Linked DNA regions of Homo sapiens: region 1 is linked to region 2. Evidence: read pairs that join two places in POLR2A ChIA-PET (ENCODE). Cell type or tissue: CD4-positive, alpha-beta T cell. All regions are shown on one strand. Links, peaks and the distances in the headings refer to the core of each region. The heading gives the core; the rest is flanking DNA.

What was found. Peaks named below come from ENCODE experiments on the same cell type or tissue, not always from the same donor. Only the 100,000 strongest peaks of a DNase experiment are listed, where the experiment ranks them.
Region 1: POLR2A ChIA-PET joins it to region 2 with 13 read pairs; 5 of 35 experiments call an interaction of 5 or more read pairs at or near these places.

The regions. Positions count from the first base shown.
Region 1 is chr5:35,878,705-35,894,928 of GRCh38, reverse strand. It overlaps IL7R (interleukin 7 receptor), which reads right to left. Exons shown (of 8, transcript NM_002185.5): 8 at 15,326-16,224. Among named protein-coding and RNA genes, the nearest start is that of IL7R, 30 kb to the right of the region's middle. In CD4-positive, alpha-beta T cell, for the core only: no CTCF peak of the experiment used is centred there; DNase peaks (open chromatin) are centred at 10,278, 10,638 and 13,058.
Region 2 is chr5:35,659,149-35,675,372 of GRCh38, reverse strand. SPEF2 (sperm flagellar 2) reads right to left here. Exons shown (of 37, transcript NM_024867.4): 8 at 16,166-16,224; 9 at 8,114-8,301; 10 at 5,146-5,314. Among named protein-coding and RNA genes, the nearest start is that of SPEF2, 49 kb to the right of the region's middle. In CD4-positive, alpha-beta T cell, for the core only: no CTCF peak of the experiment used is centred there; DNase peaks (open chromatin) are centred at 2,192 and 3,642; H3K4me3 peaks cover 314 bases; H3K27ac peaks cover 3,148 bases.

The DNA of each region.
Region 1 (16,224 bases), core at 6,078-14,077, 210 kb before region 2:
TTTGTATATTTAGTAGAGACGGGGTTTCACCCTGTTAGCCAGGATGGTCTCTATCTTATCTTCTGACCTCGTGATCTACCCGCCTCAGCCTCCCAAAGTGCTGGGATTACAGGCGTGAGCCACCACGCCCAGCCAACCTCTAGCAAACTTCTCTATGATGTTGATGCCTCTGGCTTCAGATAACACTTTTGAGTAGCGAGCGGTAAAGTGATACCTGCCTGTATATTTCCAGTGTGTTTTTCTTATTATTTGCCCACCTTTGGCTGACCATAATAGTTTGTGCTTTTTGATTGCTGGGCTATCCCTTTGTCTTTAAAGTCGGGAACTTATGAAAGAAATAGAAAAAAAAAAAGTACCTCCCAGGTATGTGTATATGTGTAGGAGAGAAATGAAAAATAACATTTGCAGTTGAAGAATTTCTCATAGTCTAGGATGGAGTCCTTCCAGCATCAAAGATTCGAATCTGTCAGCCCTCCAAGAGTAGATCCACCTCTTTAAGACCTACGTTGAGTAAGCTCATAGCAATTGATGCAAAAACTAGAATGTCAAGCCACTGATCAACTATAATGAGGATATACTTCTCACGTTTCCTGATAAGATCAAAGAACTTGATCTGGATTTGAGGATGTGAGAGAATGACAGCATAGTTCTCAGTTCAGGGATGCTTTTAATAGTTTATTCTCCATACGGAGGATATACGTACAGAGGATATAAGCAGTACAGAGGATATATTCATGGTATGTTAGAATAATGCTATGTGCTATAACAAATAAATATTTCAATTTATAAAAGCTCAAACACATTATATATTTATTTTTCATTCATAAAACAGTACCTCTGTGTAGTGGTTTTCAGTTTCAGGCTTTCTCCATCTTGTGATTCCGTTGTTTTCTAGGATGTTGTAGTCACTGAGTCCATGTGACTGTAGAGGAACAGGGAGTTGAGAATGCTGAAAAGCTTGCTGAAAAGCTTTGGCCTGGAAGTGACACAGGTCACTTATGCTTGAATTTCATTTGATGGTAGCTAGTCACATGATTACAGCTAACTGTGGAGGTCGGTGAAGGGGTGGCTAAGAAATAGTCCTTGCAGGAAAACTTCTTGCCAACGAAATTGTACTTCATGGAAAGAAAGTACTATTTTGGTCAACAACTAGCTATCTCTGCCACTTGAAGTAGTAGCCTTCATTGCCTATAGTGCATGCTTGGTGATCTCAGTAGCTCATGTGGCGTGAGATATTTGTCAGTTTGGAGGAGTGCAAAACTGAAGTCTCTCCATCCTCAGCCATGTTAGCAACCAAGTAAACAACTTATATAAAGTGACAACTCTCCAATCAGAAACCCTGTCACCTGGGCCTCAAGACTTTATTCAAGGCCTTGAAATTTATGCTACAACACAGAGGCACCTCGTCCTTTATTGCCTCTATAATATGGGTCCTAGGAATTTTTAATCTATGTCCACATAAAGCCTTTCTGGGGGGAGTTGAAGCTATGTCTTATTGAGAGGTGACAGCATGCTGGCAGTCCTCAGAGCCCTCGCTTGCTCTCCGCACCTCCCCTGCCTGGGCTCCCACTTTGGTGGCATTTCAGGAGCCCTTCAGCCCCTCCACTGCACTGTGGGAGCCCCTTTCTGGGCTGGCCAAGGCTGGAGCCCACTCCCTCAGCTTGCAGGGAGGTGTGGAGGGAGAGGCACGAGCGGGAACTGGGGCTGCCTGCGGCGCTTGCGGGCCAGCTGGAGTTCCGGGTGGGCGTGGGCTTGGTGGGCCCCGCACTCAGAGCAGCCAGCCAGCCCTGCTGGCCCCGGGCAGTGGGGGACTTAGCACCCGGGCCAGTGGCTGCGGAGGGTGTACTGAGTCCCCCAGCAGTGCCGGCCCACCAGCGCTGTGCTTGATTTCTCACCGAGCCTTAGCTGCCTTCCCGTGGGGCAGGGCTCGGGACCTGCAGCCCGCCATGCCTGAACCTCCCACCTACTTCATGGGCTCCTGTGCGGCCCGAGCCTCCCCAACGAGCACCACCCCCTGCTCCACGGCGCCCAGTCCCATCTACCACCCAAGGGCTGAGGAATGCGAGCGAACGGCGCGGGACTGGCAGGCAGCTCCACCTGCAACCCCAGTGCGGGATCCACTAGGTGAAGCCAGCTGGGCTCCTGAGTCTGGTGGGGATGTGGAGAGTCTTTATGTCTAGCTCAGGGATTGTAAATACACCAATCAGCACCCTGTGTTTAGCTCAAGGTTTGTGAGTGCACCAATCGACACTCTGTATCTAGCTGCTCTGGTGGGGCCTTGGAGAACCTTTATGTCTAGCTCAGGGATTGTAAATACACCAATCGGCACTCTGTATCTAGCTCAAGGTTTGTAAACACACCAATCAGCACCCTGTGTTTAGCTCAAGGTTTGTGAATGCACCAATTGACACTCTGTATCTAGCTGCTCTGGTGGGGCCTTGGAGAACCTGTGTGTGGAAACTCTGTATCTAACTAATCTGTTGGGGACGTGGAGAACCTTTGTATCTAGCTCAGGGATTGTAAACACACCAATCAGCGCCCTGACAAAACAGGCCACTGGGCTCTACCAATCAGCAGGATGTGGGTGGGGCCAGATAAGAGAATAAAAGCAGGCTGCCGGAGCCAGCATTGGTAACCCACTGGGGTCCCCTTCCACAACGTGGAAGCTTTGTTCTTTTGCTCTTTGCAATAAATCTTGCTACTGCTCACTCTTTGGGTGCACGCTGCTTTTATGAGCTGTAACACTCACCGCGAAAGTCTGCAGCTTCACTCCTGAGCCCAGCGAGACCACGAGGCCACCGGGAAGAATGAACAACTCCAGACGCGCTGCCTTAAGAGCTGTAACACTCACTGTGAAGGTCTGCAGCTTCACTCTTGAGCCAGTGAGACCACGAACCCGCCAGAAGGAAGAAACTCCAAACACATCTGAACATCAGAAGGGATAGACTCCAGACGTGCCACCTTAAGAGCTGTAACACTCACCGCAAGGGTCCGCGGCTTCATTTTTGAAGTCAGTGAGACCAAGAACCCACCAATTCCGGACACATTATTATACAAGTCAGGACGAAGTTATTTATTCACATGGTAAATAATAACATTTTTGTTGTAGAGGCAGACCTCTTCTTGGAAGAGAAATTATAGTTATGAGGTTCTTTGGTAACTGGAATTATAACAAGGGGTATGAAGACTAAATATTTAATGAAACTAGGCAGACAGTTTAATGCATTCATCTTGCCAGTGAGACCATAACACTCTTTTCCCGAAATTCCTAGAGGGGACTAATAAACATGTCCTCCCTGACCTTTCTTTTTCAGCATGTCATAGCTGAGTAACTACTTGTGGGAGGGACACTTTAGATTCATTGATTATACATGTTATTGAAATCAGTATGTTACCAGTGCAAGGTAGCCTAGTTACCCGTGGCGAATCCATAGGGGTATGTAGCAATTTCAGTTCTTGCCTCCTCAGAAGGTGGAACTCAACTGAGGGGCATAAGGCAAAAAGATACCAAGGCAATTGTCAGAGCAGGAGTGGAAGTTTATTTAGAAAGTCTTTAGAACAGGAAAGAAAGGAAAGTTCACTTGGAAGAGATCCAAGTGGGCACCTGAAGGTCAAGTACCGTGTTTAACCTTGATCCTAGGACTTTGCAGGCTGGCCTCTTTCCCATGATTCTTCCCTTAGGATGAGCTGCCCGCATAAACAGTGCCCTCCTTACCCTTGGGAGGTGAGCACGCATAGTGTGTTTAGGAGTTGTATGCATGCCCATCTGAGGCTTTCTTCCCTTTTCTGGTGGTGTGCCCCTGGAAGGTCATACTCCACCATTTTGTCTCTTACTGTGCATGCCCAGGAAGTTCCTTCTCCTTGGTTTCTGCATTCAATTAACACTTTAGAGCAACAGGTGTAGACCATCAGGAAATGGCCTCTCCCTGATGCCGGCTCTCAATTTATCACTTTCAAAAAGAAAATGTGATAATTGCCAAAACATCACCTGATGTTTCTACTGGGTGGGGGAGAGCCCTCTCCTGCCCCACTCCTGCTTGTCAAACTACCTGTAACAACTCAGGATCTGGCCTGTCTTGCCTGCCTGGGGGTGATGTTTATCTCCTTACAGTGCTTTTATATACCTCTTGCTATGGTTGGAATGTTTGTTTCCCCACAACACTTAATATGATGAACTCCTAACCTCCAAGGTGATAGTATTAAGAGGTGGGGCCTTTTAGCATGTGATTAGGTGATGAGGGCAGAGCTCTCATTAATAGGATTAGTACAGGTTGTAGGAACCTGTACTTCTTACTAGCTGGTTGTAAATTCAAGACTGCAATATAGAAACCCTGCCAGAGTTTCCACCTTGCCTGGCATGCTCTGCAGAATTTGGACTCAAAACTGCAACATTAGCTCTTACCTGAATTTCCAGCTGGCCAACTTGCTCTACGGATCTCAGACTTGCCAGCCGTCACAATCATGTGGCCAATTTGTTAAAATAAGTATCTCTCTCTCCCCACTGATACACACACACTATGGATTATACTTCTCTACAGAACACTGACTAATGCAGAAGAAGTATGGATAGCCTGCGGACCCCCAAAGTAAGAGGAAAGTTTCTAAAGTAAAAATAGTCTTGTTGAGTATTATTTCCTTTAACTTGTAAGAGTGTTGCTAACTCTGGGTGGTGAGTGCCAGGATTGAATTGCAGTACACTTAGCTGGGGCTGAAATAGAATAACAAGCTCAATCACTGTTTACAAAACTGGCTCATATTTCAAGGTCCTATTCAAAAGTTAAAGCCTTTACAAAGCTTTCCTCGACCTTTCAGCAAAATTGACTTGCTCTTTCATTTCTGTGCCTCTTTTGCTAAGTGTATATGCATCTTTATATCACAGTCCATTAGTCAGATGTGTAAGAAATACTACTTTATTTTCTCCGACATTCAAATTTTGCAGTCTTGTCCCATTCAAGCTTGCTGGCAGAAATGTAGGCTGTCTTTCTTGGGATTTCCACTTAAGCCTGTGCTGTTGTTCTTGGATATGAAGCAGAGCCAATGCAGAAGGAGTGGGAAGTGTGTAACCTGAGTTCACACAGGTCATCCTTCTTTTCAGAGTCCCTTAAGTCCACTGAATTTTGGGAACTTCTCTACCACACCTGGAAAACGGCAACTTTGAAAAGCTGCCAGTGGGATAGGTGAAGAGCTGTTTTGAGATATCTGTGGTCCATCTAAGTGAGAAATCCAATAGGCAGTTGGATGTTCATTCATTGAACCAATATATATATATTTATTGATCGAATATTAGGTGCTACCAGTGAGTACTTCTTTAAGTGCTGGGGATCTAGCCTTGAACATATAAATATAGCACACTTCTTCATGGAAGTTCAATCTAGCAGACATGATTCTGAAGTTTACATCTGGAAACTTGGAAACAATGGAAAATGTTGACGTTAAAAAGCCAATTAACAGAACAATAGAAGCAAAGAAACAAGAGAGATCAAATGACTGATGAAGCAAGGTTCTGGAGGAAGAGAGACGGATAGAGATAGAGTTAAGGGCATTGAATGGTTGGTTTGGTCTTCTACAGATGAAGGGTTAGCTTGTTCTTAGACTAGGGGAATAGCAGGCAGGAATTTATCCAGTTTTGAGTTTGCAGATGGAGATAGGAAATGAGAGCAAAAACATGAGTTATGGTCTACATTTTTTCAAAGTATAGGCAAACTTATTTTCTGGGAATGAGAAAGGCCAAGGTTCAATGGAAGACTTAGAGTAAAAGGTGAGTGTATTTGACAATGGTTATCGAGGGCATTGGAAAAGAATGCTGTCAAGCACAAATAAAGGAAAACAAATTTATATGGGCCCCGTTTGGCAGCATTATGTGATTTTTCACTAAGACAGTTTAGCAGATAAAGTGCAGAAGCAGAGATGTGACTTGTAGGAACATGTTGTATCATCTTGTTCCATAGCATTTGTCACTGCAATTTGTATAATAAGAAGGCCTTGATAAACTGTGATGAAATTTATTAATTACTTAAAATACTGAAGGATAAGAAATCTTGAAATATACTGTTGTACTATCCACATCACAAGGGAGAAATCAGATTATGACTCTAGAATAGAAAATCTTGCTATCAAGGTTATTATAGTCTAGATTTTACAGAAAAAATGAGAATAATAATTCTAAGTAAGAGTTATATTAATACATAATTTATACTTTTATTTTGTATAATAATATATACATACATATATGTATGTATACATATGTATACTCCCATATATATGTATATATGTATGTATACATATGTATGCATACATGTATACTCCCATATATGTATGTATACATATGAATGTATATATGTATACATATGTATGTATATATATGCATGTATACATATATACACATCTATATACTACCCCCCTCAAAAAAAAAGAAGACAAAAGAAATAAGAGGAAGTTTCCTGCTTTCATGCATCCACCACCATCCCATTCTTTTCCCCAATAACCACTGAAAACATTTTGGAGCACTGCCTTCCAAACTTTTTTCTAAGCATATTCTCATTCTAATATTCCCTCTTTTTCTCTCTAATTAAAAAAAAAAAAAACCCTCGTTCTGATGATAGACATTCTTGTTTTCTTCTCCAACATTCTCAGTTTCTTCCTTCTTTGTCACCCCTATTTTGACCAGGTACCCATCTCATTCTCAGTTCTGGAAAAGGTGAGCCATTTCCAAGCCAATAAGTTCATGGCATTTTCCTAGTGACTGTTATTGGCCCAAAGATATGCATATGATTTCAACTGGATCAATCATATAAAAGGGAAAACCTTCCATTTCACACTGAAGAGAACAGTATTTTTTTAATGTTAACAATTTCAGTAAGAAATGATTATAATTTTGCTATTAGATTAACAGATCCATGTATATTGAAGTCCTCGCATGACCCAAATACTTTTTCTTCCCTAAAGTTTCTCAATACACATATAGACAAAACTTATTTCACAAAGTAATGGAAAGCATGTGGCTGTAGTCTTGCTGCAATATGGATGAGATAGGAAGAGCTTCCTCAAATAGGGAGGTGACATTTGTGTCTTTCTGTAAATGTAACCTAAGCTGTCCTCATGTATGACTGTAAGATATTGCATTAATGGCTTGACTCTTCACTCTTTCTCCTATCCACCTATTTTACCATGTGATTTTAAGTTTCTACCCAAGGGGAAATATATTTCTTCACTCCTTGATTCTGGGTTTGGTCATGTGATCTTCTTTGCCAATAAAATGAAGTGGAATTGATGGGTAGGCCAGCCTTGCATTTTTCTGCTTGCCCTCTTATGCCCCTGCTGTAAAAAGAGGCAGCTGGGTTAGCCTGCTTGTCTCTGGAGAAAGACGGGAAACTTATGGAACAGAGGCATTCCCAGCTGAACCCAGCTAACTTTCCTTCAGTTTCAGATCCCTGAGTCATCCTAGCTGTTAGTAATATCATAGAATCACCCAGCAGAGCCCAATCTAGATCATTCAACACAATTTGTGAGAATAAATGTTGCTTAAAGCCGCTGAGTTTTGGCATGATTTGTTGTTGAGCATCAATGTAGCAATAGCTGATAGATACACCGCACATTTCGGATTTTTCATGGAAATGATAGGGGGAAGGAGTAAGAGAAAGATGGAGACTTTTGGAGAGTTTTATCTTGCTAGAAGCTTTTGACAAAATAACATAGACATTTTTCTTTATCAGCATATGTAGCACTACCGTGCTAGTTTTACAATGCTGGTAATTTCTTTACTAAATTTTAAAAAGTCACAACCAAAAGAAAAGATAAAAAGAAACTGGAAAAACATAGTAACATTATGACAAGCAAAGTTCTGTTATCCTTAACACCCGAAGTGTTATAATTCAGCAAGCAAAAGATGAAGAGTCTAAGAAGGAAATTTTTTTTTACATTAAAAGAATTTTTTAATGGCTTTGTTAGTATTCCATAATATGAATATACTATAATTTATTTAGATTTAGAATTCTTAGTTACAAGAAATAATATATAGATATTTTATACATAGAATTTCTAGGTATACACATTAAAATTTTTGTTATATATTTCCAAATTGTCCTAATTTACATTCCTATTAACAGTATATGATAAAGCCCATTTTCCTATGCCCTTCTCAGCACTGAAATTTAGTGATCTTTATAATTTTCACAATTTAATGGGCAAAGCATTTATCTCATTCATTTTATCAGCATTGTTTATTCAGAATGAGATTACGCACATTTTCCTATTTTTAAAGTTTGTTTTATTTCTCCTGTGAGCCTTCTGTTAATGTGCTGTGTTCATTTCCTTCTTGGGCTCTTCATCTTTTGCTTGCTGACTTGTAAGACTCTGGGGTCTTATAAGGATAACAGAAGTTTGCTTGTCATAGTGTTACTGTCTTTCTCCAGTCTATTTTTATCTTTCTTTTGGTTGTGACTTTTTAAAATTTAGTAAAGAAATTACCAGCATTCTAAATTTTATCTAGTCAAACATATCAATCTTTTCCTTTTATGGCTTTTAGGTTTTACGTTTTATCTAGAAACGCTTTTTGCATCCAAAAAATATGAAATGATTGATCCATGTATTCTAGCATTTGTTTTTATTTTAAAAATTATTTATATCTTTGAGTTATGTGGAATTTATTTTGAAATAAGAAGTCAGTTACCTTTCTTCATTTGCAAATGGCTAGTGTGTTATTCCAATCTTATTTGCTAAATAATCCACTTTAACCCTACTGATTAGAAATGGATGAATTTTTTGTAATTACATAGATCTGGACTTGCAGATTCTCTGTTTTATACCATTGATAGTTCTGTGAATTCCTGCTGAATCAAATTTTAAAACCACGTGAATGGTTAGTTGCTTCACAATTCTTTTCTTCTCTGGAATTGTGCAGGCTATTCTCCAACATTTATTTCTCTGCAAGATATTTAGAATAATAGTGTATGCACAGAAGAGCATCTGGAAGCCTAAATGTCACTTATTAAATGTGACTATTCCTGAAGAGTGTGATTAGAAAGTGACATCTTCAACTTGATACATTACATGTCTATCTTTTTTTAATTTGAGGACACAACCAAATAATAGTTTAGTTGTAAAGATTCCATAAGAATTAAAAAAAATAAACATGAGAATATTGTAAGCGGAGACCTTAATAAAGTATCTGTGTCTTGTAGTGTGTTTTCTACTTGATTCTCTTGTGTTTTCCATATATACAATAATTTTATCTGCCAATAATGACGATTTAATTTTCTCCTATTCAATATTTATGCTTTTTACTGTGTTTTCTTGTTTAATTGAATTTCTTAGAATTTCTAAAACCATGTTAAATGAAGTGACAATAGAATTTCTTTTGTCTTATCCTTCAATATAATGGAGTACTTTTAAAATTTCACCACTGAGCATGACCCTAGCTTATCTGCTCTTATTTTATTAAAATTTTTTATTTGAGAAAATAAAGCTTTAAGCATCATTCAGTTCTACACTGGCAACTTCACACTTGAACTTCACACTGTGAAATTCATGAAAGTTTATAATTATGTAGCAAACAGGTTTATCAGTCTGACACTATAGCATTTACTGAAGCTCTAATTAAATTAATGCTTTCTTAGGCTCTAAAAGTAATATTTCAGTCTATCAGTGGATAAGCTTAATAATAAAATGTTTTCTGATTATTCTGCATAGTTTTTGTGTCATGACTAGTGCAGTTCATACTTTGCAGGAACTAATTTATCATAAAAAGAGGGTCCTTTTCAGTCTCTGTAAGTTTTCCACCTCTTCTTGATGAAAAATCTTTACTTAGGGTAAAGGCAAATTGGTTCTAACAATTTACCATTGAGAGGCCCTCCAGATGAACTCAAGTGTTTCAGCACAATTCAGTATGTAAGCCTTATTTTTCAATCCTCAGGGGCTTTGCATATTGTTTGCTTCACTACTTTTACCTGAGTCTTGAGGAGCATGAATGTGTTCCTTGGACCTCATAGGTTTTGTGCATCACACTTTCTTTGTCTGAACAGCTGTGTCATTGCAAGCTACACACAAATGCCCACACAAATGCCACAAGCCATTAAAATTCAGAAATTAGGGTAGAATTTCATATGAATCTAAAATTAAATAACTGAAAAAACACAATTAAATATCTGTATTTATTAGATAAATGAAGTTTTGGAAAATTTTCTTTTCACTTCACCCCACCCTATTGTTTCCCCACTTCTGTGGTTACAGTGGTTAAGAGTACAGCTGCAAAGACAACTGTGTATGGGGAATGCAACCGACTTCTCACACATGGCTGCCCAGATGTGCTGCTCTCTCAGGGATGTGGTGCTTGCTTCTGTCTGAACAACCTGGCTTGGCATTCTTTTATCTTTAACAGTGATGAGGAAAGAAGTTGACCAACACAACATCATTTCCTAAATGTTTATTCATTCTTTGATTCATTCATTCATGTTTATGAGGGAATGCCTACTAAATTTTAGGTACTGTGTTTAGCAAGAGATGTAAGCCCCAGTAAGTCATAGTTCTCTGTGCCAGAATGCTTACAAGCCCCCAGAAGAGTCAGACAAATCAAGTAATTACAGATCAGTGTGGTGACAGTAGAAATAAGTGAAGTGCTATTAGGAATGCACCCATGAGTCATATCCTGGCCTGTAAGAGGATGTATTCCCAGAAGAGGCAATGCCTGAGGCTAGTCTTGAGGGACTGGTATGAACTACCCAGACAATGGGGGTAGCAAGTGTAAAGGCTGGCAATTGAGACCACAGGCTGAGAGTGGTGGCAAAAGGTGAAGAAAAAAGGTAGGCTGAAAAATCCCTGTCCCTGACAAAGTGTCCCACATCCTAATAATGAAAACATATAAATATGTTACTTCAATGGCCAAAGGGACTTTGTAGATGTGATTATATTAAGATCTCCAGATGGAGAGATTAGCCTTGATTATGCAGGTGGACCCAGTGTAATCACAAGGAATCTTATAAGGCAAGAGGGTCAATATGAGAGAAGGCACTGTCATGATAGAAACAGGGGATGAAATAGTCCACTTCAAAGATAGAGGAAGGGGCTAGGGTTGTGGGATAGGGAATACAGGTGGCCTCTGGTGGATGAAAAAAGCTGGAAAACGGATTCTCCCTGCAGTCTTCAGAAGTATCACAGCCCTGTTGACACCTGGATTTTTGCCCCAGAAGACTGATTTTGGACTTCTGATGCCTGATCTGCAGGAGAATAAATAAATTTGTATTGTTTTAAGCCACTAAGTTTGTGATAATTTATTACAGGAGCCACAAGAAAGTAATACACTAGATCATCAAGAGCCTTCCATGCTGTGTTAGTTCGTTCTTGCATTACTATAAATAAATGCCTGGGACTGGATAATTTATAAAGAAAAGAGGCTTAGTTGGATCATGGTTCTGCAGGGCTTACAGGAAGCATGGTGCTAAGATCTGCTTGGCTTCTGAGGAGGCCTCAGGAAACTTACAATCATGGTGGAATGCAAAGGGGGAGCAGGCACATCACATGGTGAAAGCAGGAGCAAGGGTGGGAGGAGGTGCCACACACTTTTAAAACAACCAGGTCTTGTGAGATCTCACTCACTCTTGAGAGGACAGCACCAAGGGGATGGTGCTCTCACCAGGGTCCACCTCCAATACTGGGGATTATATTTTATCATGAGATTTGGATGGGGACAAGAATCCAAGCTATGTCACGTGCCATGCTGGAAAGCCACTAAGGGATTTTAGTTAGGGAGGTAGCTTGATCAGATTTCCTCTTTAGAAAGATACTCGCAGTGGGGGTGGGGGATAGGTCATATGACAGCCAGACTAGGGCAGGGTCAGATGGACTTTTGTGACTGCTGTACACACTTAGGGGACACCACAACCAGGTCAAAGGTGAGTCTGAGACTAAGACCAAGTGGTTCTTTGTGCCATCTTTCTCTGTCAGAATAGCTCTTCCTTTTCTTCCTCCCTTCCATCTACCAGTACTTACTAAATATTTGTTTTATTCCAAGAATAATATAGGAAGTGGAACTTGCATGGAACTTGAATTTTAGAATCAGAGAGAGGCAATAAGAACAATCATCAAAAATAAATTATTAATAATTAGTAATGAATTAGTGATTAATAATTGGTAGTTAATATTGAGGAAGGAGTTTTGGAGGAAATAAACAGGGAGGCATGATAGAGACTATCAGGAGGAGGGTCTTGTTTTCATTAGAATGACCACTTCTGTGGAGGTTACGTAGAAGCTAGGACCTGGATAATAAGAAGGAGCCAGCCACACAAAGATCCAGAGAAACCACGTTTCAGATGGAGAGAGCGGCAAGAGCAAAGGCCTTGGGACAGGCAGGCTGGCTGATTCCATATTATAAGATGTTGTGGAGGTGGAGGAAAAGGATAAAAGCCCTTCACTCAAGCTCTAGCTTATCTAACTCTCAGCCAATCAGTAAGAAGACACCCAGAAAGCTATTAACTGCAAGCTTCTCTTTCCAGGGCCTAGGGATTTCCCTGGAGCCCCACAAGTTCTACTATCTATGTTCTTGTTGGAATGAAACAGATATTCAGATATTTAGTAACTAGTAAGTACTGGTAGATGGAAGGGTGGCAGAAAAGAAGGAAGAGCTTTTCTGACAAGGAGATAAAGGTGGCACAAAGACCAACTTGGCCTTAGCCTCAGGCTCACCTTGGACCTGATGTGGCATCCCCTAAGCGGGCATAGAGGTCACAAAAGTCCATCTGTCCTGGCTCTAGTCTAGCTGTCATATGACCTATTCTCTTCCTTCACCAGGGGGATCATTCTAAAGAGGAAATTTGATCCAACTACTTCCCATGCTTGAAGAGGCAGAGAAGTCTAGAGGCTGAAAGAAGCTTCCTGGACAACACATAGAGACCCAGTTAATAGACAGGATGTGGATCATCCACATTCAAAGGAACATGATGGGCCCTGACACATTAGCAGTAGACACAACACGGGATACCATCCACAGACAAGACAGGAAGGCTAGAGCTCAGGGGAGTCCAAAGAAGTCACATGGCCCCAGATTCCTTCTCCCAGTACCATGTGCATTCATTTTCTAGGGCTGTCATAGCAAAGCACCACAGACTGAGTGGCTTAAACAAGAGATTTATTGTCTCACCGTTCTGGAGCCTAGAAGTTTGAGATCAAGGTGCCAGCAGGGTTGATTCCTTTTGAGAGCTGTGGGGGAGAATCTGTCCCATGCCTCTTTCTTAGCTACTGATGATTTTCTATCAATCTTTGATACTTATTATCTTTTAAAAATATCACCCCTGATCTCTGCCTTCATTTTTCACATGATGTTTTCCCTATGTGCATGTCTGTCTCTAAATTTTCCTTTTTTTTTTTATAAGAACACCAGTCATACTGGATTATGCTGCACCCTAATGACATTTTAAATTGATTACCTATTTAAAGAAACTATCTCCAAATAAAGTCACATTCTGAGCTATTGCATGTTAAGAATTCAACATATGAATTTTGGGGGGACACAACTCAATTCATAGCACCGTGTATCTAAAACTCTCAGGAGAATGGGAGGAGAAGAAATCTGAATTTGACTAAAGATTTAATAAGAGACTGAACTAAAAACGGCATGACTGAGTTAGCTTGTGTGTCAAACAGGCTTTAATGTGGCCCCTGCGATCGCCAACTCCTGAAAATCTTGTCTTTATATAATCCCCTCCTCTTGAGTATGGATGGGACTTCTGACTTGCTTCTAACCAAAAGAATATGGCAAGATGATGGAATGTCACGCCTGTGGTCATATCACATATATAAGACACCATTTTGCTGGTAGACTCACTCTCCCTTGCTGGCTTTGAAGAAGCAAGCTTTTGTTGAAAGAGAGCTTATGGGCCAGGCACGGTGGCTCACGCCTGTAATCCCCGCACTTTGGGAGGCCAAGGCGGGTGGATCACCTGAGGTCAGGAGTTTGAGACCAGCCTGGCCAACATGGCGAAACCCCATCTCCATTACAAAAAATACAAAAATTAGCTGGGCATGGTGGTGTGCACCTGTAATTCCAGGTACTTGGGAGACTGAGGCAGGGCATCTCCTGAACCTGGAAGGCAGAGGTTGCAGTGAGCTGAGATGGTGCCACTGCATTCCAGCAGCCTGGGCAACAGAGCAAGACTCTGTCAAAACAAACAAACAAACAAACAAACAAAAACACAAAAGCTTATGAAGAGGGTCATATGACAGGAGGCTGTGGGTGAACTTTAGGAGCCGAGAGTGAGAGCTATCAGGAAGCTGGAGCACTCAGTTTTACAAGCACAAGAAAATAAATTCTACTATAACCTAAGTAAGTTTGGAAACGGACCCATTGCCAATGGAGCCTCTGGAAGAGAAGCAAGCCTGGGCCAACATTTTGATTGCAGCCTTGCTGAGGACTCAGCTAAGCCATGCCCAGACTTCTGACCCGCAGAGGTTGTGAGATAGGAAATGTGTGGTGTTTTAAGCTGTTAGAAAAAGAAAGAAGGAAGAAGAGGAAGAACAAGAACAAGAAAAAGTAGGAAGGGGGAGGGGAAAGGGAAAGAGGAGGAAGAAGAGAGGAGGAAGAGGCCAAGAAGGGGGAGGAGTCAAGAGAACAGAAGCTATTATCTTCCTTTCTTTCCAAGTTCCCCTCACCACAAGCTTATGATAGGGTGTGTGTGGCTTTAGTTAGAATATAAGACTGCATCTTAAAACTAGATGAATTAAGCTTTGGTCACTTAAAGGAATCTACTTCAGAAAGGGATTTTCAGTGGAGCATCTTTGGAGATAAGTAATTAAAGAAATGCCAGAATTATTTTATATTTATATCCTACTGAATTAAGATTCCTTCCTAAAACCTGATACACACATGCACAGAAAATATATATTTCACATCACATTCCTGATTAAAATCCTGCCAAGCCCCTCTATTTTCTGCAAAATAGATGACAACTTCTTAGGCTGGCATGCCAAATGCTTAATCATTGGCCCCCACCAATTCTGCCAAGCCTAATTTCCAGCCACTACTCTGCAGACTGCAGGGACTAGGTATATCAAGTGAAATAGGTGTCCATGCAGGGCTTCCACTGAACCACCTGTTGAGTGAAGCAACACTCTCTGTTCTCTCTGTTAAATACATTGACACATTGAGACTTAACCACTAGTAGGCTGTCTTCTAGTGCAGTGGTTCTCAAACTTTTTGGGACCAGGGACTGGTTTTGTGGAAGACAATTTTTTCCATGGACTCATGGGGAGGTGAGTTTTCAGGAGCTGAAGAGATGTGTGGTCCATTCTGGGAATCCGTCTAACCACAGTTTCCAGAGAAAACAGGCATGCCACAAAGTGTTCTTCTATACCATTTAATTAAATATGAGATGGTTATTACATACATTGTACGCTTATATACTAAGCAGCTCTGCGAAATGTTTGTAATGCATGTGGATAGTACACGGTTAAATCAGAGATCTTCACTGTAGTGAACAATGGATATTTTAAAGAATAGTCCCAACAATAAACCACAGAGCTGACAAAAATGCCACCTAATCTGCATCATTTCCAGGAGCTCTGCCACATATTCTTCCTGGCCCGTACCAAGTCTCTTAGCCCCTCTAGAAGAGCTAAGAAAATGCAGGTGTGCACCTCTGAACAGCCCATACTTGGCTTTTCTGAAGCAAATTCCCATGGAAACCACATTGAAGGAAGAGGCAAAGGCTGGTAGGAAATCAGCTGAATCAGCCTGGGTGCCCTAGACCCAGTCATGTTTGTTGGACCAAATTAGCTGTCTTTTCATTTCATGCTATATAGAACTGGCAGTTTACACTTCTGATTAATACATTGTCTCCGATCAGGAGGTTTATTTTTTTTTCCTAATAAAATCTGAAAGGAGATTGGGCAGAACCAATTAGTAATCTTACATTACACATTGTCCCTAGGTATATAATCAAGAATTAACAGCAGTTATGATTATATGATTATAATACATGCATTTTAAATACTACAGTAACAGACAGAGGCTCAGACACTAAATTCCAAAGATAACATATGCCAAACAACATTGAAACAAAGGATTTTAGAGCTGGAGATATCTCGATGTTTTTCTATGGTCATCTCTTCATTTCTTCAAGAGATTGTCTATTTATACCAGGGATACAAAATTATGGCTCCCAGTTCTGACTTAACGTGTGAGGTTGGGTAATTTACCTGTCTTCCTGTGTCCCAGTTTTCCCATAAGTCAAAGAAAAT
Region 2 (16,224 bases), core at 296-8,295:
TGATATGAGAATATTTCTTTCAACATCAATCTTCCTTCCCAGCTCCTTTCTATTTTGGAGGCTGATCATGATTCTTATTGCCTATCTTGAGAAATGTTTGTATTTTAGGAAGTGCTGATGTCTTAATTCAAAGGAATGATATTGTGAGGCATTGAGTGCAATGACAGGCAGAATTTTTACAATAGAATAATAGCCTTAGAGAATATCTCAGCCTTCATCATATAAGCAAGTGCTTACTCTGTCCACTTAGAGGTCAGCTGTATTCCTCCATATCTGAAAATAAAAGATGAAACCATCATATTTTTCAGGGCCCTCCAGTACTACACAATGCAATTATATACATTTATATTAAAATGAATAATTAGAATTAATGCTCAGGTTCATCAGTAGAAGCATCTTCATAGTCAAAAGACAAGAAAATTAAGACTTCTTGGCAAGAAACAGAAGAGGCCATAAAACAAGCAACTTCATGTGAAATTAAAAGTTCCTATACTTAATTAGTAAGTTTCCATATTGTGACATTTTGTAAGTATCCTGAATAAATGCATATATTATGGGCTGAATGTTTGTGTCTCCCCCAGATTCATATGTTGAAGCCCTAACCTCCAATGTGATGGTACTTGGAGGCTAGGCCTTTGGAATGTAATCAGGTTTAGATGAGGTCATGAGGGAGGGGCTCCCATGATGAGATTAGTTTTCGTAAACCATCATTCTCAGCAAACTATCGCAAGGATAAAAAACCAAACACCACATGTTCTCACTCATAGGTGGGAATTGAACAATGAGAACACATGGACAAAGGAAGGGGAACATCACACACGAGGGCCTGTTTTGGGGTCGGGGGAGGGGGGAGGGAGAGCATTAGGAGATATACCTAATGTTAAATGACGAGTTAATGGGTACAGCACACCAACATGGCACATGTATACATATGTAACTAACATGCACATTGTGCACATGCACCCTAAAACTTAAAATATAATAATAATAATAATAAAAAGAATTTGGAAACACCAAAAAAAAAAAAAAAAAAAAGAAGACGAAAAGAGAAGAGCTCACTCTGTTTCTCTCTGCCCTGTGAGAACACAGCAGGAAGGCAGTCTTCTGTGAGCCAGGAAGAAAGATCTCACTGGGGAGTCAAACTGGCTAACACCTTAACCTTGGGCTTCTCAGTCTCCAGAACTATGAAAAATAAATTGCTGTTGTTTAAGCCACCCAGTCTATAGTGTATTATTATAGCAGCCTGAGCTGATCAATGCAATGTATATGTTTTAAATGTAAAAAAGTGATCGATTCACATGCCCTTAACATTCATCTACTAAAATCTATCACTGTGCTTGTGTCAATTATCCAGGGATGTCTTTGGGCCACACAATTCAGATGAGACAGGAAAACAGAGAACTCCATGGCTCATTTAGTCCCATATTTCTATTCTTTGGTGGAAAAAGACCTGGTGGTAATAAAGGTCATTGTAAAAAAACTGGGGGATAGGTGTCCATACATGTGCTGTAGTGACAGGCGTACACATGTTAAACCATAACATATACAACCACATCTTAAAGTCTGGTTGACGGAAAATCATAAGCCAAAAATAATGTTAATAAAAATGTACATTATAACACACACTGTAGGGTTAATCCAATAACCACAACAAACTCACCTGATCATGAACTTAAACACTAATTTGCCATTAAAGGCAAAAAATAGCAGCAATTAAAAATCATGAACAACTTAAGACAACATGGATGATGTGCTGGAAATGAAATATCCTTCCCCCAAATTATAGAAATTCCAAGTATAACTTGGTTATGGGCATGCACAGTAGAGCTCTGAAAATGGTTGAGTGCTTTGTGGCAGGGACTTCTTAGAAAAATCCAAATCTTCAGGAAACCATAGCCATGAGCTAATTTTAGTTTATGAACACTAAATTTTAGTAACTCTTAAACTCATTCAACTAGTAATTGCTAGTAAGCAGCTTATATAAAAGTGAAACGCTATGAATTGCAACTCATTTGCTAGTAAGACCCACAGAAAGGATTTGCATTAGGGGGAGTTTGAGGTTCACTGGCAGGAGTCCACTGCATGATTGAGAACCACTAGCTGCTGTGTGGGGCTGTGCTGCCAGCTGCACTACAGGAACCAGGCCTCCTGGCTTAGACTGCTACCCATGGTCCATTGGGCTTTAAGGGCCCTTCCTCACTTTCTACTAAATAACTCAATGTTGTTATGCTGTGGTAGTTGCCTAGGAACCCCAGAGAGGTCTGACTGCTCCATGATGCTGTTCTTGCCTCTTTCCTGGGAGAGAGAAATGTTATTTCTAGCCACTGGGGTAGAGCTCCCTCACATTCAGTCATTCTCACATAAATAGAGTGTGATGATTTAGGAAATAAAGTTAAGACATGAGTCAAATTTTTGGCAGCTACATATGACATGTACATAAGCAAATATCTGTTTTAATTGCAATTTCTAGGTACAATATTTAAAAATTTTAAGCATAATAGCTTATTTGAACAGAACACGGGCTTCTAAAAGCACAAACTCAAAACTGGGAACTGTCAGTTCTTTAAAGGTATAGGGTATGGACATCAATTAAGTATGCTAAGAATATAAACTTTTTGAAGATTAATTTCTGAATAATACATTTGCTTGAACATAATGTTCATTATAATGTTATTGAACATTATATATAATGAACATTATTATGTTCAAGCAAATGTATTACACTATTTGTTCAAGCAAATGTATTATACTATTATACTATCATTCTTTATTTTTAGATCTTTGGTCTCTTCAAGAAATTGTCCTAAATGTTCCCACATACAAGCAAAAAATAAATGTTTCAACTTGTAAAATATATTATCTGGCTTAAATAGTCTATCACAACAGGCAGCGGAACAATGCATCCTGGCTTATCTAAAAGAAACAGTTGTCCACATTTGTCATTATTAAATTTGTTCAGGAGTTTTAATGCAAATGTATTACTTAGAAATTAATACATTTGCTTGAACATAATAATGTTCATTATATATAATGTTCAATAACATTATAATGAACATTATGTTCAATAACATTATAATGAATTATATATAATGTTCAATAACATTATAATGAACATTATGTTCAATAACATTATAATGAACATTATGTTCAAGCAAATGTATTAATTTCTGAGTAATATATTTGCATTAAAACTCCTGAACAAATTTAATAATGACAAACGTGGACAACTGTTTCTTTTAGATAAGCCAGGATGCATTGTTCCGCTGCCTCTTGTGATAGACTATTTAAGCCAGATAATATATTTTACAAGTTGAAACATTTATTTTTTACTTGTATGTAGGAACATTTAGGACAAGTTCTTGAAGAGACCAAAGATCTAAAAATAAAGAATGATAGTATAATAGTTTACAGTATATCCTAAAACCTGTATATGGCATATTTTCCATTATGGTGTCGAAGGGAGCTTGTGAAAACATATTATAAATCCTAAGGTAATTTTCATTTCTAGAAAAACAGCAAAGTCAATACACAAAATAAAGTACATTGCTAGACGCTCACAAACTCCTAACAAAAGTTTACAATTTTCTGCAAAAGAAATGCATCATCTGCTTCAGGATGTGGGTAAGACAAGCATGTTCCTGTGGTAACCATTTCTCATACAAGGAAAATAGCTAAAGAGACAAAAATCTTTGCTAAGCTGCAGCCTACTAGGTCTCCTGATTTGTAAGAGCAACAAGAATAGAGATTGAGCTGTTTAGCAAGTAATTTAGAAATAAACATTCGATGAACCAGTAAAGTCTGTCAAATAAAATGACTTTTAATTTACAATGGAAAGAAATACCTTAACACAGGTTGATACTGTCAAAGCATTTTCTTACATGGCATTATACTTTAGGTGGATGTAATAGGTCTAGTATATTTTACAACCGTACAAAACAAACATCCACATATATCTTTTAAGGTTCTAGTCAATCCTTAATAATAATTCTCTTAGTGCTACAAATACAGATTCATTTAATTAAAATATAGTATACATTTAATTTCTCATAATCTCATATTTTTCCTTATCTTTTAACCACAAGGTTATCTTCTTGTAATATTTACTTGTTAGTGTTATTTTGCACTTTTCTTTGTTCATTGTAATTCATTCATTTTATTCACCCTTTGTCCCACAAACCTTTGTTGAGTATGTACTATCAGTGAATAATTAGGTCAAATAATCTTTTCATAGATTTTTTTCATGTTGCACTTACTGACCTTCCGGGACTCATTTTGTAATTTTTCTAATAAAAAGCCTCACTCCTCATTCCATTGCTGTTGATCCACTCAAAATTTCTATCCAAAAGCTATGATTGTTACACCTTTACTTCTAAGGGTGAGATGGAGTGGGATGGGGAGAGTAGGATGGTGAGGAAAGAAATGGATATGTATTATATGCATCCAACATGAAGTGCACTCAGCTAAGTGTTTAACTCATGTTATTTTAAATGAAGTAGGTATAGTAGCATTCCCTTTCCATTAATTGAAAAATGGAAATCTATTAGCCCTTAATGAACTGGTCACCTAAGGTCACACAGTTAGTAGTTGGCAATTTCAGTAATGTAGCTCTAGTCTGTCTAATCTCAAAGGCTTTACAACAGTTCTTCTAAAAATCACAGTTGGCACCCGATACTTTTTATTTCAATCTTTGAATAAAAGATTGTTTGAATCTATGCTATTCATAAAACCCAGACTTCCTCCTCTTTCATTTTGCCTGTAAAAAAAGTCTATTATTTAGATTGATTACAAAAGAAATACTTTTTAACAATGGTTTTTGAAGCAAAAGTACACAGCCCATACAAAGAAAAATGCTAATAAATAAATTAAAGCATTTTAAAAATTCTGAAATCTGTCTACCCAGACAATTACTATGCTTGATGTTTTTTCAGACCACTCCCCTAAGATTACTAGGAACAATAGATAATAGCTTATGTATAGTTTAAGCATCTAAAAAGTAGTACAAACATACAAATTAAAACAAGGGAAAATGCAAACAAAACATGTCTATTTTTATTAGTAGAAATGAAATAAGGAATATCACAAAATTAATGTTAAAGAAAAAGGATTTATTATGTAGCATTCTAATTATTTCATATCAGTAGGTACCTTATATTCTTCATAATCATTGGTATCTAGCAAGTCCCTTTTCTCCAGTTCTGTAAGTTGTTCTCTTGAGGGGTTAGCAGGTAGTGTCTTAACAGAGGCTTGTTCATATATGGGTTTTGCATTAAAAAATAGTTCCTTCCAATCATGCATCAACTTATACGGAATCAGACTATCGCACAAAAAAAAGGTAGAGATGAATCAATGGTTAGTCAAATATAGATTTTAAACATTGGTATTTTTATTATATTTATGTAATTAGCTCACTTTCATCAGACAGAAATAATTACTGAAAAATGATCTTAAAGGTTACCATATGTGCAATGACAATAAGACTAATATATATGAGATTTTTCTGTTACAAATAATTTACAAAATGTAAACCTACTTTTCTCTTAAAGGGGCCTTGAAAAGCACTCAGTTTGTTCGTTTTGCACAGGAGGACACTGATACTAGAGCATTTAAATAATTTCCTAAGGTTGCATAGTAAGCTGATATCAGAGCTGAGAATTAAGGAACCTAAGTGTTCTGACTGTACTCAATATTTTTAGATATATTGTTCTGCTATGAAACAGTCAATAAAAAAGTGAAAAGAGCCAGTGGCATAAAGTAACAATCATTCTTCAAACCCACTAAGTTCCGGACATTTTACTAGCTATTAGAAATATAATAGCAAGTGGAATACCTGGACTTAAATAGCAGACTCTGGGAAAGAAGGGGAAAAAATAATTGCGTACATAAATGAAAGTTTTGAATAAGAATTATACAATGGGAAAGCACAACAGTATGACTCAACTTAACTTGTTGGTTCCAGGAAGGTCTCTTTAAAGAAATGACTGCTAAGCTGAGTCCTGAGGAATGCTTAGGAGACAACAAGGACAGAGTGATGGGAAAATGGTTTCAAGACAAGATGTGTGAAATGTCCTGACATGATCATAAACAGTTGGACTAGAACCTGAAATTACAACTTAAAAAGTAGTATTTCATTCTGATTCATGCTACAACATGAAAGGACCTTGAAGACGTTATGCTAAGTGAAATAAGCCAGACAGAAAAAGGACAAATATATTATTCCACTTATATAAGGTACCTAGAAGAGACAAATTCAGAGACATCAAGTAGGATAGAGATTATCAGTGGCTGGGGATTGAAGGGGATGAGGAGTTATTATTTAACGGCTACAGACCTAACAACGTTTCCTGTTTAAAAGGCTGTGTGTTCAGGGGTCTTGAACTCCTGACAAACCTCAGATTCAGGTACTTCTCCTTTTTGCTTTCTCCACCACTTATTAGGGCTTTAAAAAGCTCCAAAATTACCTGTTTCCTCCTAATAACCTTTTAATATTCTCTTTCAATATGACTTACTATGACATTTGTAGACATTCTATGGCTTCATGATTGCAACCCACTAAAGTAGTCCACATATTTTGAAAAAAACTATAGAAGAAAAAAACCTTAGCTATCTGACCTTTACTGTAAAATTCTGTTCACATTTAAGGATATGAGGATAGAAACAGATAAAATGGCAAAAGTAGGAACATTTTTAAAATATGGAGATCCATATACCCTTTACCCAGTGTCTCCTGATTGTAATATCTTGCAAAACCACAGTACGATATCACAACCAGGATATTAACATTGATACAGTCAAGATACAGAACCTTCTATCACCACAGAACCCATCATGTTGCCCTTTCAGAGCCACACTCACTTCCCTCTCACCTCCATCCCATTCTTAGCCCCTGGCAATCACTAATCTGTTCTCAGTTTCTATAACTTTGTCATTTCAAGAATGTTATATAAATGAAATCACAGAGCATGTAACATTTTGAGACTGGCTCTTTCCCACGCAGCCTAAGTATCTGGAGATTCATCCAGATTGTGGCATGTATTAATAGTTTATTATTTTATATTTCTCAGCAATATTCCATGATACGGATGTATCACACTCTATTACCTGTTGAGAGATATCTGGATTGTTATCAGTTTTAAGCTATTACAAATAAAGGTGATATAAACATTTGTATACAGGTTTTTGTGTGAATTTAAGTCTTAATTTCTCTAGGATAAATGCCCAGAAGTGTAATTGCTAGGTTGTGTGGGAGTTGCATATTCTGCTTTTTAAGAAATTGCCAAACTGTTTTCCAGAGGGGCTATACCATTTCACCTTTCTCAGCAGTAATGAATAGTGGTTTTCTCCAGATCCTTGCCAGTATTTGGTGTTTTCATTTTTTTAAAAATTTTAACCATTCTTATAGGTGTGTAATGATATATCATTGTGATTTCAATTTGAAATTTTCTAATGACTAACAAGGGTGAATTTTTTTACTTGTGTATTTGTCATCTAAATATCCTCTTCAGTGAAATGTCTTTTCATATCTTTTGCCTATTTTTGAACTGGCTTATTTTTTATTGTTGAATTTTGAGAATACTTCATATATTCTAGATATTAGTCTTTTGTGGGATAGGCAGTTTGAAATATCTTCTCCTATTCTATACATCCTTTCATCTTTTTCAAAGCAAAAAGTTTTAATTTTGAGGAAGTCCAACTTATAAAGTTTTGTCTTTTGCAGAGCAAAAATTTTTAATTTTAATGAAGTCCAATTTGTCAAGTTTTCCTTTTATGGATCATGCTTTTGGTGTCAAGTCTAAGAACTTGTTGCCTAGTCATAGAACCCAAAGATTTTCTCCCATTTTTTTCCTCAAAGTTTTATAGTGCTATGAGTTACATTTAAGTCTATGATCCACTTTAATTTTCATAAAAGGTGAGGAAAAAGGCATATATGCATCTTAAATAAAAATAGTCAGTGAGTAAATCAAGTCAGTAATCAAGGTCTCCTGGACCCCACCTTTTAGTCTTTTCATGAATCATTTTTATCTCTCTTTACTTATCATCCTAGTATCTATTTTACAATCTTATCCTTCCTCATTCTCTATCGTGTCTCTACTGTTATTACAAAAAAAATACTTACTTATTTGTCAACATTCGATAGTCTGCCACTTTAGTGGACAAATCAACTATTTGATCCAAAATTTCTGCACATACTGAATAATGCTTTTCATAACGAGCTTGAGCTCTTTCCACAGCAATCTGATCATGAAATCTCTTTTCTTTAAGGAATTGTTCTTCAAAGTCAATCTTGGCTTGTTTTGCCAAAGCCTAAAAAGGCAAAAACATATTTTTAAGTCACTATAATTGAATCAAATAAAAATAATGTCATCATTTCAATGGCCAAAAAGTCTTTCAGTAGAATGAAACCTCTTCTCACACCAGGAAAAAAATTAATCATGAATGAACACTTTTTTCTTAATACATTAGCACTTAATGCAAAGACAATATTGGAAATATCCTACTCTTAGCTTATCTTATCAACAAAGCATAATACAGTCAGACGTGATCTAACTGGGGAAAGCCCAATGTGGATTAATGAGGAATTGGATCTTAAGCCTTCAAAAAGAAGTCCTGAGTTCACCGGTTGCAAATAGGGATCGGAGAGAAACAGGCAAGTTTGTGCCAGACCCTAAGCATAGCTGACCCCTCCCTCCCACCTCCAAAGTGCCAATTTTGACACATCTGCTATAGCCATTGCCCTCTGTCTTTCAATGGGAGAGTTCTATAATACTGGTTTATACTTAGAAAATATTTTAGAAAGTCCCAGATTATACTGGCTTGAGAATATAACACATTTGCCAACAAATGTTAAATGTGTTAATTACAACCCTCTACAGATACAGCCTTAACAACTGATGGCATTCATTTGTAGGAACATCTATTTATGTAGAAAGCAATGAAACACTTAGCTTGTTATCGCCCTCTCCTTAGTGCATTATTATTTTGTTTAGGGAATCTTTTCTTCACACAAGGTACAAAGGTTGAACTCAGTCCAGCCAAGCTGAGGATAACATAATACTTAATAAGTGGGATTCAAATGACCAAATATTGCTTTTCAGATAGCTACGCCAGCTTCTTGAGAAATTCAGTTACGTGCTAGCCTGCTCTAGGAAAAAGACTTCCCTCCTGTAACAACCCAGTGAGTATCAAATGGAAGTAAACTTGGGCTTTGGAGGAGCTATGGTCGAGTTCAAGCCCTAGATTTTATATAGAATTCAATTTCTAGCTGTGAGACCTTGGGCAAGTCATTAGTCTCCTTGTGCCTCCATTTCCTCAAAGTCAGGTTATTAATAGTACTTAGCATACCCCAAAAAATTACCAAACCATCTCATCAGAACAAATATTTCCTATTATGATACTATTCATAAATGACTAGATGTGTGACAATGGATTGCTGTGTAAGGTCCACCATTTGTTTTGCTATTACTGTTTTATTTTGTGTGCTTATTTCATTTTTGTTGGGAAGGGGGTTAAGCTGGGTGATCACTAAGGTCAGTTCTGTACATTTGACAGATTCAGGAATTACATCAGAGTTTGTTATTCTTGTATTATTCTGTATACCCTGTTTTTATGGAGAAAGAGTACAATTTAAGTACAAAGCTTTATGGCATGATTCATGAAGTGAAGAATTCAGAGGAAAAATGAATCTAAGAGAGCAGAAATATCCAATGAGAATTCATGGAAAGAGTGACAAAAAAAAATGGATCATGAGGTTGGTTTACTACAGAGTTCTCTGAAACACATGGAAATATTTAGGATGTGAGGAAAAAAAACCTTTAAGGGAATAGTAGAATGGTCCTACCAGTAATAGTATAGCTTTCAACCCTGGTTGCTGCCATTGCCTGTCTCCGCATCTCCCTCTCTCTCTTCCTCCCTTCCTCGCTCCCTCCCTCCCTCCCTCTGTTCCTCTCCCTCCCTTCATCCAGCTGTCTAGTCTTCCTTCTCCTTTTCTATATCTACCATCAATCCTCTGCCAAAGCCACCATAATTTCCTGTCTCATTACAGCTAAGTGGGTTGCAGCCATAAAAAGAGAAGGAGGAAAAGGAAAAAGGAAGTCTGTGGGAGGTAGTAAATCTCCGTGGTTATGAGCCTGGACTCTAAAATCTGATAGAGCTGGCCTTGCTCCCTGCTACACCACTGAGAAGCTGTGTGACTTTGAGCCTTCTAGTCTTCAATTTCCTGATGTGTTAAATGTAAATAAGGATGGCATCCACTTATGGTCGTTGAAAGAATTATATTATACATGCTTGTAACAAACATAGTACAATGCTTGACTCAAAGTAAAGCTCAAAAAACATCAAATATTATTGTAATGAATTTTCAATAATTATAGTAGGTAGCACAGAAATTTGAAATCAGGAACTGTCTTAATATAGAATAGTTTTGCAATTGTCTCAAAGGAAGAGATTAGCAGATTTAATCTAAAAACAAAACAAAAACGCTCAAAAAATTGAGAGTGAAAGAAAAACACAAAGTTCTCCTCCCTCGTTTTCTCTCTCTCCTCCTTCCTTCCTCTCTCCCTCTCCCTCTTCCTCTCCCTCTCTCTCCCTCCCTCTTTCTCTCTCTCTCTCTCTCCTCCTTCCTTCCTCTCTCTCTCTCCCTCTCCCTCTCTCTCCCTCCCTCTCTCTCTCTCTCTCTCTTCTTTCCCTTCCTTTCCCCCGAGATGGAGTCTTGCTGTCATCCAGAGCTGGAGTGCAATGGAGTTATCTCGGCTCACTACAACCTCAGCCTCCTGGGTTCAAGCAATTCTCCTGCCTCAGCCTCCCAAGTAGCTGGGACTACAGGTGCACACCATCACACCTGGCTAATTTTTGTATTTTTAGTAGAGACAGGGTTTCACCATGTTGGCCTTGAACTCTTGTCCTCGTGATCCACCTGCCTTGGCCTCCCAAAGTGGTGGGATTACAGGTGTGAGCCACCATGGTCAGCCTTTCCTTTCTTCCTTCCTTCCTTCTTTCCTTCCTTCCTTCCTTCTTTCCTTCCTTCCTTCCCTCGTCTCTCTTTTCCCTTTCTTTTCTTTTTCCTTCCTTCCTTCCTTCTTTCCTCTTTTTTTTTTTTTTCTTTATTTCATGAGCAAGAGCAAACGTGGTACTGCCCTTATGGACTTTACATGCCAGTGGGATAGGCAAACAGTCAAAAAGCCACACAAATACATGTATAATTACACACTATGACAAGTGTCATTAGGGCAAGACCATGGGGTATGAGGCCTGACCTAGACAAGAAGGGGCATATGCATGGAGCTTTGAAAACAAGTATTAATTGGGTGAAGGCACTTGGGAAGAGGGGCAAAGTAGAAGAAATGACTTGTTCAAGGATCTGAGAGCAAACCAATGTGGCCAGAACCCAGGCAATGAAAATGAAGGGGGGCAATGAAGCCTCAGAGGGGATTATATGGAAGACCAACAAAGGCTGGAGCAGCCTCCCCAAAGTTTCCTGTGCCACTGAGGGTAGCATGTTGGCTGCAGTAGCTGAGGTCTCAATAGTACTGGGCTTGCACCTGATGACTGTAGTGTTTCCAAGATGGCTTGGCCCTTATAACCTGGGGCATTGTACATTCTCTGTGTGCAGAGGTAGGATGAAAGAGTAAAACTTAGGGTTGATTTAAGGAAAATAAATAATGTTATATTCTTACACTCTCCAGTTTTTGGTCACCAATTCATAACCACTAAAAATGGATAAAGGAAACCACTGCAGTAGTAGTACTGCAGTAGAAACCAGGGGTGGTAGTGTAGACATGGAGGAAAATGGACACGATGAAGAGAAATTTAATACATGAAAATGATAACACTCAGTGGATATTTTGGGTATGGAAGAATAAGGGTGAAGCAGCTTTCAGGTGGGCCCTGAAGTTTCAGGCTTATACAATTTGATAAATAATGATGCCATTTGTTGAGCTATGGAACATTGAAAAAGACTAGTTTCATAGCAAAGGTCATACATTTGGCTTGGAACATGTTGAATTTGAAGTGTCTCTGAGACATATGACCACAGATGTCAAGGAATACTAAAACTATGGCCCTTCATCTTGGAGGACAGAGGCATAACTGCATGGGTCATCTGTCTATTGCAGTAAATACTTCACCATGGTTGTGGATGAAATTGTCTGAGAAATAACATAGAAAAGAATATAAGGAAGTCAAAGATGAAGCTTTGAGCAATCTGTTAATAAATGTTTTGATATAAGGGAACAATGGGCCTGTAAAGACAATGACCCTGCTCCTGAGAAGGAGCAGCCAAAGAAGTAGAAACAAAATCAGTATTTTCCACAGCAATACTTAATAGAAAGTAGCCATGGAATAGCAAATAAATACTATTAAAATAAGTAATACAAATATTATTAATACTTTGTGAGCATAGTTAAGAAACCTTAAAGACCTTAATAGATTTAAAAGTACTTTTAGAATGTGCCATCTCCTCCCACTCTCAAATAACAATAAAAATGACAAGAACAATAAAAACTAAGAACAAAGCTGGAAGCATCGCACTACCTGATTTCAAACTACACTACACTACACAGGGCTAGAGTAATCAAAACACAAAAACAGACACATAGACCAATGGACCAGAATAGAGAACCCAGAAATAAGACCACACACCTCCAGTCATCAGATCTTCAACAAACCTGACAAACACAAGCAATGGGGAAAGGATTTCCTATTTGATAGATGGTGCTGGGATAACTGGCTACCTATATGCAGAAGATAGAAACTGGACCCCTCCCTTACACCATATACAATAATTAACTCAAGATGGATTAAAGACTTAAATGTAAAACCCAAAGCTATAAAAACCCTGGAAGACAACCTAAGTAATGCCATTCAGGACATAAGCACGGGCAAAGATTTCATGATGAAGATGCCAAAAGCAATTGCAACAAAAGCAAAAATTGACAAATGGGATCTAATTAAACTAAAGAGCTTCTGCACAGCAAAAGAAACTGTTGACAGAGTATACCAACAACCTACAGAATGGGAGAAAATTTTTACAAACTATGCATCTGACAAAGGTCTAATATCCAACATCTATAAGAAACTCAGACAAATTTACAAGAGAAAAAACAAACAACCCCATTAAAAAGTGGGCAAATGACATGAACAGACACTTTTCAAAAGAAGACATACAAATGGCTAACAAACGTGAAAAAAAAGCTTAACATCACTGACCATTAGATACATGCAAATCAAAACCATAATGAGATACCATCTCATACCAGTCAGAATGACTATTACCAAAAAGTCAAAAAACAACAGATGCTGGTGAGGTTGTAGAGAAAAAGGAACACTTTTACACTGTAGGTGGAAGAGTAAATTAGTTCAACCATTGTGGAGGACAGTGTGGCAATTCCTCAAAGATCTACAGGCAGAAATACCACTCAACCCAGCAATTCCATTACTGGGTTTATACCCAAAGGAATATAAATCATTCTATTTTAAAGACCCATGAATGCCTACATTCATTGCAGCACTATTCACAATAGCAAAGACATGGAATCAACCTAAATGCCAATCAATGATAGACTGGATAAAGAAAATGTGGTATATATACACCATGGAATAATATGCAGCCATAAAAAGCAATGAGATCATGTCCTTTGCAGAGACATGGATTGAGCTGGAGGCTATTATCCTCAGCAAACTAATGCAGGAATAGAAAACCAAATACTGCATGTTCTCACTTATAAGTGGAAGCTAAATTATGAGAACACATGGACACACGGAGGGGAACAACACATACTGGGACCTTTCAGAGGGTGGAGGGTGGGAGGAGAGAGAGGATCAGGCAAAATAACTAATGGGCACTAGGCTTAATACCTGGGTGATGAAATAATCTGTACAACAAACCCCCATGACACACATTTACCTATGTAACAAACCTGCACTTATACCCCTGAACTTAAAAGTTAAACAAATATATATATATTTTTTGTTAACAAATATATATATATATTTATCTTGGTATATATATTTTTTGGTATATATGTGTGTGTGTATATATATATACACACACTTTGGTATATGTGTATATATGTGTGTATAATATATATATATATATATATATATATATATATATATATATATATAATATATACCAAAAAAAAAACCTCCTTTCTTCACATAAAAGAAGTAGAATGATAATGCTGTAGGGAATAAAATGGATTTTGTTTAGTTAGTGAATGATACTGGAAAGAAGAGGTGACTGTTAATTTGGCAAACTGAATTCAACATTTATTGATTGATTTATTCAGCTCCTACTTATGTACCAGCTACTGTTGGTGGAGGAGTTGATAAACTCAACATGTATGGATGAAAGCCATAAAATCCAACCATCTCTAAGGGAGAGATGCCAAGGAACTAGATAGCTCCGCTGTTGGAAAAGGTAATCATGTGAGAGGAAGAAATATAATTTTTTCAGATGCTTCAGAACCTCACAATTTAGGTCTCTCAGGCTTTAGCAGGCCCAACTGTTCCGGTCCTCTGAAGTTAGTTCAACCCCAGTTCAAGAAAGAATAGATGATCCTTATCACTGTGAGACCAGTCCAGCTAAACATACTTTGCTATTTAGCTGAGCTTGTGAAATAAACATATTTTTCAAATAGGCACTTAGAAAGATAAACACATCATTTCTAATGTAAGTAAATGCCACTCAGTCTAGTCAAGTCTATTGTTGCCAAAGAAGAGAGATGAAACAATCATCCAGATAACTCAGCTCTTGAAGCCAAAGAAGACATTGAGGTCAGCATTCATTCAGCTCAAATTCATGGGGTATGGTTCTCTCTCCCCATTCCATACCCACCGTTTAGGCTATGCCTGTTCCACAAAGGCAAAAGCAACACTCTCCTCCCTGCAAAATATGCTACTTTCCAAATGATATTTCTAAAAATTGCATAATTTTGGCAAAAGTTACATTACACTTTCATGGGGTATCACAGTGGAAGCTATGAAGCTAGTAAATAAAACACTGCCCTCCTGTTTTCTATAAGGTTTCTCTTCTGCCCAGTCTGGTTTTGTGAATATCTTATGATAGTAAAGACAGGCTATCTAAAATGCCACTCACAGGAGTTCTCTTCAATCAAATGTGGACAAACGGATTAAATAAATCTGAAACATCCCCAATAGGAAGTAGACAAGAAGTAATCCATATACTCCATTAATAAAATCAATCTATTTTTTTTTACTAGAACTCACATATACATAAAGTTTGGGACAAAAATAATCTATTAAATAATTAAAAGATTGGATATTTTGATTTTCAGAGTTGTAAAAGGGCCGAGACACAATGATACCATAGTAGCAAAGAGCACAGCTAGCAGCCCAGATGTGAGTTTCTGTATACCATTCTCAACTACAGTGCACCACAGTACCCTAGATAAAGCATTTATTCTCATTCTGAGGAAGGAATAGCATAATATGGGCCTGAGGAATCTCTTTTTTTTTTTTTCAGAAGGCAAGGAATTGTTGATTAAAGACTAATGGTGTCTAGTTGAAAGGAAGCAGCTTAAAAGTTCTCTCACTGCCTGAGGATATTTACCTAGAATAACCAATACCAATGCCTACTCTAGTAAACTTAGTGAACTTTTAAAGAAAAAAAAAGTATCTAAAAAAAAAGTAATGACTCAAGGAACTGAAAGTTAGACTATCACCATTCTTTTTGGCAGCACACTTCATACTTGAAGAAAACAGAGTGACATATTTAAGATATTCAAGGAAACAAAGTGTGAACTAACCATTTTATATACAGCCAAACTTACAATCAAGTATAAAAGGCACACACTGTTATAAGAACTCAGGGAATATGGTTTCCATGAGCCCTTCATGAGAAACCTATTGGAGAAAGAGCTTCAGACAATCAAAATGACTAGAGAGACATGGACATAAGGGTTGGTGGTGAGCATTAAGTACTTAGCTACTTGTAGAACCAAGATTAAAAGAAGACAGTATAGTACTATGTAGCAGCTACATGCCCTGTTGATGGAGTTATACAAAAATAAAAATGGGCAGATAACAGGTTGATCATACAAAAGAAAATCTTATTAGATGATTGGCAACAAAATATAGCTTTGTTTACCACGACTTGGTAGAAAGAAACAAAAGTAACCTTAGAAAGATTTCTAAGGAAGATGGTATTTACCGCTTCTCGATCAAGAGCATCCTGGAAATCTTTAAGTCGTCTTTCCTCATGTTGTTTTT